2 separate regions of the Homo sapiens genome follow, and region 2 is linked to region 1. Evidence: read pairs that join two places in POLR2A ChIA-PET (ENCODE). Cell type or tissue: B cell. All regions are shown on one strand. Region 1 has its middle 43 kb from the start of CREB1. Region 2 overlaps PIKFYVE (phosphoinositide kinase, FYVE-type zinc finger containing).

Evidence for each region. Peaks named below come from ENCODE experiments on the same cell type or tissue, not always from the same donor. Only the 100,000 strongest peaks of a DNase experiment are listed, where the experiment ranks them.
Region 2: POLR2A ChIA-PET joins it to region 1 with 5 read pairs; 1 of 35 experiments calls an interaction of 5 or more read pairs at or near these places.

What each region holds. Positions count from the first base shown.
Region 1 is chr2:207,484,252-207,489,251 of GRCh38, forward strand. No RefSeq gene overlaps it. Among named protein-coding and RNA genes, the nearest start is that of CREB1, 43 kb to the right of the region's middle. RefSeq lists an enhancer at 448-517 and a silencer at 748-797. In B cell, no CTCF peak of the experiment used is centred here; a DNase peak (open chromatin) is centred at 660; H3K27ac peaks cover 1,193 bases.
Region 2 is chr2:208,313,360-208,318,359 of GRCh38, forward strand. It overlaps PIKFYVE (phosphoinositide kinase, FYVE-type zinc finger containing), which reads left to right. Exons shown (of 42, transcript NM_015040.4): 14 at 935-1,064; 15 at 1,834-2,014; 16 at 4,508-4,582. Among named protein-coding and RNA genes, the nearest start is that of PIKFYVE, 50 kb to the left of the region's middle. In B cell, a CTCF peak has its summit at 1,849 (motif pointing right); a DNase peak (open chromatin) is centred at 2,112; H3K4me3 peaks cover 2,461 bases; H3K27ac peaks cover 4,233 bases.

The DNA.
Region 1 (5,000 bases):
TTCTCTACTCCGTTAATAGCCACTGACAGAATATAGCCAGGCATTAAAAAACAAGCATGACAACTAGGTAGGAGCATAGAGAATAAGAAGATAAAAAGCATATGTGCCTATAATCTATAGCTATTGAAATATATCATTGTAACAAGAGCTGAAAAGGAATGCCCAATGATAAGCAGTCTTTTTAAATATGTTATTATTGTTTTAAAAAAAACTTATAATATAATTCAAAGGTACTTTTAATGAGCTGGACCTATGTTTCAATGAATATCAGAACCAACGGTTAATGGAGGCTCTTAGAGAATGCTTGAAATTCTTAACTCTCCTTTTGCTTTTTATTTTTAGTCTTTGCCTTCTTTGCCAAATCCCCAAGCTGAGTGCTCACTTCAGACGCTGAGAAGAATGGAAGTGGGGGAGGAGAGCTAACACTTGTTGAGATTGGTAGGGAGGGACAACTAATGTTGCTTCCATCTTGTGTAAAATGTATATAAACACATCTTCAAATCTTTCTTTCCAACCAAACCCTCAGCCCCACCTAGAAGGAAATTACGGAGTCACCAGTAACTGAGTGTCTACTGTGTGGCAGGCTCCAGGAGGCTCCGTGGCACAGTGGCTTTTTCAACAGTGGAACAGAAGAGGTAAGTCAGGTTAGAAACCACGTAGCAGTAAATGAGGAAGTAAAAGAAGTCTTAGCAGAAAATCAGTGAGGGATGACTCCAAAGCAGATTGAGAATCAAGAGTTATTTCAACTTGGCCAGGTGGGGTGGTTCACACCTATAATCCCAGCACTTTTGGAGGCTGAGGCAGGCAGATCACTTGAGGTCAGGAGTTCAAGACCAGCCTGGGAAACATAGTGAAACCCCATCTCTACAAAAAATACAAAAATTATCTGGGCATGGTGGCATGCGCCTGTAATCCTAGCTACTCAGGAGGCTGAGTCACAGGAATGCTTGAACCCTGGAGACGAACGTTGCAGTGAGCTGAGATCACCTGGGTGACAGAGCAAGACTCTGTCTCAAAAAAAAAATAAAAATAAATAAAATAAAAAATAAAAGTTATTCCAACTCAGGGATTTGTGCTGGCAGATTTGGCCCCTCCCGTATCTCTGTATCTCCTGATCCCGAATTCCACTACCATTCACCTACCCCAGACCTATCCTATTGGAGAGGGTTTCTACCCCAGCCAACCTCGATTGGTTCAGGAATATGAGAATCTCCTATCCCAATACGTGGCTGGAAAGGAAGGTAGAGGAAGGATAAGGCCAGGTCTGCCAGAGAGAGGAACTTCCTGGCTCTCTAAGTCAGAACAAATTTCCCAGTCAACTACCTCTCAACCCTGCTGATCTCTTACCATTGGTTAGGCAGGTTGTAAAGTTAATGGGTTTCTGTGAGCTGGATAGATGGGCCTAGTCTAGGCACTTAGGCAATGTGCTTAACTGCTGCTGTGGGAAAATCCATGGTAAGCACCCTGCAATCAATCACCAATGAACAATTGAAACCCAGTTCCTCATAACCAGGCACTGTCCATATAGCCAACATGAGCAAAGGGTTGGGGGTCATTGTCCAAAGGCTTTATGCAGAGAGTTTTAATTTTTTTTGTCAGTGTCATTTTTATTGGACTTTTTTTCTTGCCTTATTCTTTTGCCCAGCTTAAGCAGCACTTTAGGTTTTTCTAATTCAAATTTTTAAAGTAGATAAATAAAACATTACAAATATAGTTAAGGCCTTCCAAGACCCCTCCCTGATTTCATTATCTCATTCTTCATGGGTAACCATTGTCCTTAATGTGGTGTTTCTCATTCCATGCATGACTATATACTTTCACTACATATGTATGTGCTCATTAACAACATGTATTTTTGCTTTGCATGTTTTCAAACTTTACATAAATGGTACACTGGCCAGGCACAGTGGCTCATGCCTATAATCTCAGTACTTTGGGAGGCCGAGGTGAGAGGATCACTTGAGGCCAGGAGTTCAAGGCTAGCCTGGTCAACATGGTGAAAACCCGTCTCTACTAAAAATACAAAAATTAGCCGGGCGTGGTGGTACACACCTGTAGTCCCAGCTACTTGGGAGGCTGAAGCAAAAGAATTGCTTGAACCTGGGAGGAGGAGGTTGCGGTGAGCCGAGATCATATCACTGCACTCCAGCCTGGGTGACAGAGTGAAACTCTGTCTCAAGAATAACAATAATAATAATAATAATTTTTAAAAAATAAAATAAATGGTACACAGAACTTGAATCTCTTACTGTTTGCTCACCACTGTTTTTGAGATGCATTCATGTTTACATGGCTGTAGTTAATTCATTTTTAGTTGCAGCATTCTATTATGTGAATTATATGTTTCTATTCATTGGTATTCTATTACTATTACCACTCATTATAGTCTTCAATTGTGGTCATCAATTACGTAACTATATCATAATTTGTTTCTTAATTCTCCTAAGGAACAGAATAAGTGGATGATAGAATATGAGCATTTTTAACTCTAAAGAGAAATTTAGTAACAATTAATAATCAAACCAATTTATACCATTTATACTCCTACTAACAGAGGTTGAGAGCTCCAGTGTTTCATCATCTCAGAAACACTTTTCACATCTTTGTCAAACTTTTCCATTTTTGCCCATGTGATGGAGGTAATATTTAATCTCATTTTTATCATGGTCTATATACACAGATTGAAAACATTTTCTTTTTTTTTTTTTTTTTTTTTTTTTTTGAGACGGAGTCTTGCTCTGTCACCCAGGCTGGAGTGCAGAGGCGCGATCTCGGCTCACTGCAAGCTCCGCCTCCCGGGTTCACGCCATTCTCCTGCCTCAGCCTCCAGAGTAGCTGGGACTATAGGCGCCCGCCACCACGCCCGGCTAATTTTTTGTATTTTTAGTAGAGATAGGGTTTCACCGTGTTAGCCAGGATAGTCTCGATCTCCTGACCTTGTGATCCGCCCACCTCGGTCTCCCAAAGTGCTGGGATTACAGGCGTGAGCCACCACGCCCGGCAAAAACATTTTTGCAAAAAGATCTTATAGGTCAGTGGTTCTCAAAATGTGTTCTGGGGACCTCTGAGATCTATACAGGTAGTCACTGAGGTCAAAACTATTTCATAATAATACCAAGATGTCATTTGCCTTTTTAACTCTCATTCTTTTACAAGTGTACGGTGGAGTATTCCAGAGGCTATCTGACTTGTGACATGTGATACTGCAACAGACTGAGTAGAGATGCAGATATGAGGATCCAGCTATCTTTTTATTAAGCCAGACACTGAGGAGATTTGCAAAAATGTAAAGCAATGCCACCAGAATTATTTTTGTTTTGGAAGAATTAACTATGTTTTATTTTTAAATCATGTTAACTATAATGGGTCTATTATTGTTCTTATAAGAATAAATACTTTTAATGTTTCAGTTTTAATTTCTTATGTGGTAAATATTACTAGATATACATATAAGCAAGAGCTCTTTGGGGTCCTCAATAATATTTTAAGAGTATAAAGGAGACCTTATGAGGCCAAAAAGTTGGAAAATTGCTGTTACAGGTCATACCCTTTTCTCATCATTCCTACTCAAATGAATGCCAGCTGACACTTAGAGGGTGCTGTGTGCAGATGGGGCATTGTGCTAAGTGCTCAAGGGTCACTTTTCCTTTAACCCTTATGATACTCTTGTAAGCAGGTGCTGTGATCAGCTGCACTTGAAGGACAGTAAGCTGAGGCTTGGGGCAGCTGGATAGAGTGCCGGGGACACACAGCCAGCAAGGGAAGCCATTCCAGCTACTGTCCTCCCATCCTCTCCAGTTTTCTTCTCTTAGTCATTCTCTGAGTCAGCCAGCTTGAAGCCATCTACGCTTCTTTGACTCATCCCTCTCCTTTTTTCTTGAAATGATCTACATTCCCTTCTGAAAGCAGCAGAGGGACTCAAGGTTTGGACGCTGGGTTCCTGGAGCTGCAGCCGCCAGTAAGTGTGGCGAGGTCCCAGGCTTCCAGGCAATAGAGCAGGGAGCCAAGGGGGATGTGCAAGAGGAAACCCAGGAAACAGACCCTCCAAAAGGGCAAAACAAAGGGGGAAAACATATTTGGTAGTCAGGTTCTAGAAGGAACGATTGCTGAGGCCCTGGAAAGGTAGATCCCTTTCTTCCGGGATCAGGCCCACGAGACGGGCGGAAATATTAATCATACTCCTCAATCTCTATTCCCACTCACTTACTTCATTCGGCAAATACAATGGTGTGATAAGTGGGCAGTGATGGGGTAATAATAACAATAACATTTATTGGGCACTTACTATGGGAAAGTGACTATTTTAAATACTTCGTGGATATTAACTCATTTAATCCTCATCTGAATCCAGTGAAGTAAGTACTTGTCTTACACGTGGAAAAACTGAGGCACAGAAAAGAAACATCAGAGTGTAAGGGAGTGAGCAGGAGAGGCCCTTAACTTGCCCCTGGGGGAAAAGGTGATGAAGAAAAGCTTCTCAGATATGGCACATGTATTCGTTTCCTATCGGTGCTGTAGCAAATTACCAGAAACTTAGTTATTTATTACATTTTTTCATAGGTGGTTTTCAATGGCCTACAGAAACTTAGTTATTTAAAACAACATTTATTGTTACAGATTTATTATCTGACAGCTCTGGAGGTCAGAAGTCTGAAGTGGACTTCACTGGGCCAAAATCAAGGTTGTTGGCAGGGCCGTGCTTTCTCTGGAAACTCTAGAGGACAATCTGTGTCCTTGCTTTTCTGGTTTCTAGAGATTACCTACATTCTTTTGGTTCATGACTCCTTCCTCTAGCTTCAAAGCCAGTAGCATAGCATTGCCTCTCTCACTTTGTTTTTTTGTTTTTGAGACAGGGTCTCACTCTGTCACTTAGGCCAGAATGCAGTGGCACAATCTTGACTCACTGCAACCTCCAACCCCCAGGCTCAAGCAACACTCCCATCTCAGCCTCCCGAGAGGCTGGGACTACAGGCGCCACTACTGGTACTTTTTGTATTTTT
Region 2 (5,000 bases), 830 kb after region 1:
TATGTTTTTGAGTCTGTCTTGCTAAAATTTTGTTAAAAAACCCCTGTGCCAATATTGAAAGAGAAACACTATTGAGGATTGTCTGAATAGACTTTCTACACTGTCATCTGTTGTTTTGTGATATCTGAGCTGAGCTTCTTTCTTGAAAATTCATCACTCTCGCTATCATGTGTTCTTTTGCCAGCATTCAGATTTCTGTTGAATGCAGTTTTCAGTTTGTGATTTTTTTTTTTTTTTTTTTGAGATGGAGTCTCGCTCTGTCACTCAGGTTGGAGTGCAGTGGTGCGATCTTGGCTCACTGCAATCTCTGCCTCCTAGGTTCAAGTGATTCTCCTGCCTCAGCCTCCCTTGTAGCTGGGATTACAGGCGTGTGCCAACACGCCCAGCTAATTTTTGTGTTTTTAGCAGAGATGGAGTTTCGCCATGTTGGCCAGGCTGGTCTCGAACTCCTGACCTCAGGTGATCTGCCCACCTCGGCCTCCCAAAGTGTTGGAATTACAGGCGTGAGCTACCACGCGCGGCCCAGTTTGTGATTTTAAAGGGGAAATTAACACCCTCGTTTTTAAAAATTAAAAGGAGAAGCAAAAGTTTCATTTTATTTGCTTTTCAGAAGCTGTGCTTATAATTATTGGCTTGAGAGTCTTAGTTACGTACATTTGATTTTCACAGTTCTGTTTCTGATTTTGGCTGTTGCCAATTACTGCTCTTCTTAATTCTTGCATTTCTGTATTTTTAGTGTATTTTATGTATTTGTAAGTATTTTCTTATGCATTTTATTTATATGTTTATTACATGTTCTTGCCTTTTTACACCAATAATTTATGTTGGCTAACTTAAAACATTTATAAAGACAAAGGGCAATTTCTAAATATATGAGTAGATGGTATAAAACAGGACAATGAAGTAATAACTTCTTATTTTATATTGTACTTAGAATCCTTATTTAATCGCCGAGTAGAGGAAAAATCCAAAGAGCTGCCTTTCACACCTTTGGGCTGGCATCATAACAACCTGGAGCTCCTGAGGGAGGAGAATGGGGAGAAACAAGCCATGGAGAGGTTGCTGTAAGGCAATGAAATTTTTAATTTTAATTTTTCACTTTTATTATCTTCAGTGACTTGATAAGCATATGCATCATTCCTCTTAAAAAGGGAGGTCTTTTTCTTTTTCCTTAGAAAGTAAAAAAATACTAAGGTTACTTAGGAAATACAGTCTATTTTGACTTGTGATTAAATTTCTTATAAAACCAAGAGCCCCGGCTGGGTGCAGTGGCTCACGCCTGTAATCCCAGCACTTTGGGAGGCTGAGGCGGGAGGATCACAAGCTCAGAAGGTTGAGACCAGCCTGGCCAACATGGTAAAACCCCGTCTCTACTAATAATACAAAAATTAGCCAGGCGTGGTGGCGCTGGCCTGTAATCCCAACTACTCAGAGGCTGAGACAGGAGGATTGCTTGAACTCAAGAGGCGGAGGTTGCAGTGAGCTGAGATCGCGCCACTGCACTCCAACCTAGGCAACAGAGCAAGACTTCGTCTCAGAGAAAAAAAACAAAAACAAAAGCCCCAAACTGTGCTTGTCTGTCCCCATTTTACGTGTTAAAATTTCATTTCAGTCAATTGCAGGGGACTTCTTAGTGGAAGATATTCAGATTTCATTTATATGCAAAATCCTTAAGGTACAGATATAATGAAAGAATGATATTGACCTAGAAAATCTTATCTGTGAGCCGTAATTGAAATGTTTATTTCTTTGTAGGCTGTTTGTTTTATCATCAGAATTATTGTCTCTGGCAGTATTAACTATGCAAACTTCTTTCTTATAATATTTTTGTAGTTCAGCTAATCATAACCACATGATGGCACTACTCCAGCAGTTGCTCCATAGTGACTCACTGTCATCATCTTGGAGGGACATCATCGTGTCATTGGTCTGCCAGGTTGTTCAGACAGTCCGACCTGATGTCAAGAACCAGGATGATGACATGGATATCCGTCAGTTTGTCCACATCAAAAAAGTGAGCTCTGCTAATGTTTTACTAATGCTAGGAACTGATGAGGCAGGACTGATTGTAATTTTTGTCTTAATGGTAATCTGAAAAGAGTCATTACCCTGAGGGGTGCTAGGTGAGGAGTAGGAGGTTTTGCTGTCTGCTTTGTTAGCAGCGCACTTAGGAGTCATGGAAGCCACGCATAGGAAGTGAAAGGTCAATGGAAAGGATGAGTTATATCGGAGATGAGTTGGGAACCCAAACAGAGATAGGTTCTTCCTTTCTTGCTTCCTCTTCTTGACAAGTCAGCTATGAGAAAGCCTGTTCTCACAGATTGTGATCACTGTTTGGAGGAAAAGCAGTGGGTAATTTGCTTTATTTAGATCAAGCTTGTCCCACTCGTGGCCTGTGGGCTGCATGCAGCCCAAGACTGCTTTGAATCTGGCCCAACACCAATTCATAAACTTCTTAAAACATTATGACATTTTTTGCGATTTTTTTTTTTAACTTTTTTATGTCTCTTTCTTTTTTTTTAATTATTATTATACTTTAAGTTTTAGGGTACATGTGCACAATGTGCGGGTTAGTTACATATGTATACATGTGCCATGCTGGTGTGCTGCACCCATTAACTCGTCATTTAGCATTAGGTATATCACCTAATGCTATCCCTCACCCCTCCCCCCACCCCACAACAGTCCCCAGAGTGTGATGTTCCCCTTCCTGTGTCCATGTGTTCTCATTGTTCAATTCCCATCTATGAGTGAGAACATGTGGTGTTTGGTTTTTTGTCCTTGCGATAGTTTACTGAGAATGATGATTTCCAATTTCATCCACGTCCCTACAAAGGACATGAACTCACCCTTTTTTATGGTTGCATAGCATTCCATGGTGTGTATGTGTCACATTTTCTTAATCCAGTCTATCATTATTGGACATTTGGGTTGGTTCCAAGTCTTTGCTATTGTGAATAGTGCCGCAATAAACATAATGTGTGCATGTGTCTTTATAGCAGCATGATTTATAGTCCTTTGGGTATATACCCAGTAATGGGATGGCTGGGTCAAATGGTATTTCTAGTTCTAGATCCCTGAGGAATCACCACACTGACTTCCACAATGGTTGAACTAGTTTACAGTCCCACCAACAGTGTAAAAGTGTTCCTATTTCTCCACATCCTCTCCAGCACCTGTTGTTTCCTGACTTTTTAATGATTGCCATTCTAACTGGTGTGAGATGGTATCTCATTGTGGTTTTGATTTGCATTTCTCTGATGAAAAAACCACTTTAAAGTTCGTATGGAACCAAAAAAGAGCCCGCATCGCCAAGTCAATCCTAAGCCAAAAGAACAAAGCTGGAGGCATCACGCTACCTGACTTCAAACTATACTACAAGGCTACAGTAACCAAAACAGCGTGGTACTGGTACCAAAATAGAGATATAGATCAATGGAACAGAACAGAACCCTCAGAAATAACACTGCATATCTACAACTATCCGATCTTTGACAAACCTGAGAAAAACAAGCAATGGGGAAAGGATTCCCTATTTAATAAATGGTGCTGGGAAAACTGCCTAACCATATGTAGAAAGCTGAAACTGGATTCCTTCCTTACATCTTATACAAAAATTAATTCAAGATGGATTAAAGACTTAAACGTTAGACCTAAAACCATAAAAACCCTAGAAGAAAACGTAGGCATTACCATTCAGGACATAGGCATGGGCAAGGACTTCATGTCTAAAACACCAAAAGCAACGGCAACAAAAGCCAAAATTGACAAATGGGATCTAATTAAACTAAAGAGCTTCTGCACAGCAAAAGAAACTACCATCAGAGTGAACAGGCAACCTACAAAATGGGAGAAAATTTTCGCAACCTACTCATCTGACAAAGGGCTAATATCCACAATCTACAATGAACTCAAACAAATTTACAAGAAAAAAACAACCCCATCAAAAAGTGGGCAAAGGATATGAACAGACACTTCTCAAAAGAAGACATTTATGCAGCCAAAAGACACATGAAAAAATGCTCATCATCACTGGCCATCAGAGAAATGCAAATCAAAACCACAATGCGATTTTTTTTTTAAGCTCATCAGCTGTTATTAGTGGATTTTATGTGTGGCCCAATACAATTCTTCTTCCAGTGAGGCCCAGGGAAGTCAAAAGATTGGACACCCCTGATTTAGATAGTAATGGAGTCCTGTGTGTGCTTTTTCCCTATGATATTTAACTTAAACAATAGTGTTAACTGCCACATGGCACTAGTTTATTCAGTCAGTGAGTACTTTAGAGTCCTAGGGTAGTACATTAGAGAACAGGGGATGGGAAAACAGAGTCATGCAGAGATGCCATTGATCGTTGGTTGAAAGGAAGTATTATTTCCTGAAATTTTTTGTTCTTATTTGATTACATAATAGTTTAAAAAAAATGGAAAGAAATAATAGCGTACATCTAACTAGATTCTAAGCATGTTATCATTGAATTTTATTGTTTTCTTAATTGTTCCATTAGATCCCAGGTGGAAAGAAGTTTGATTCTGTGGTTGTCAATGGCTTTGTTTGTACCAAGAACATTGCACATAAAAAGGTAATGTGATTCAGTTCAGCAGTGAAGTTCAGCAAACCATGGCTGTGTGCTTAGGTAACAAGTTGGGGCACCTTAGTTATGGAAGAAATGGACAATGGACAATGAAAGGCAGCTGTGTCTGCCATAGGGGTGAAATTTGGTTGGTTCAGGGAAGATTTCCCAGAGCTGAGGATGAATGGATTGGAATTTGAATAATGGGAATTCACCAGACAGAAGGAGGAAGGGGAGAGGATCAGGCTTCTAGATTAACAGAATGATAAGATACTGGCATTATTTATCTCCTGATCCTGTTACGTCTTAGGGAGACAGGGTTTCTCTAGTAGGCTGGAGTCCTTCCAGAGGCTTAGCATTCTAAAACTGATAGCTCTTCTAGTGCTCGGCTACAGAACTGTCAGTCTTCTTCTGTTATCCTTCTCAC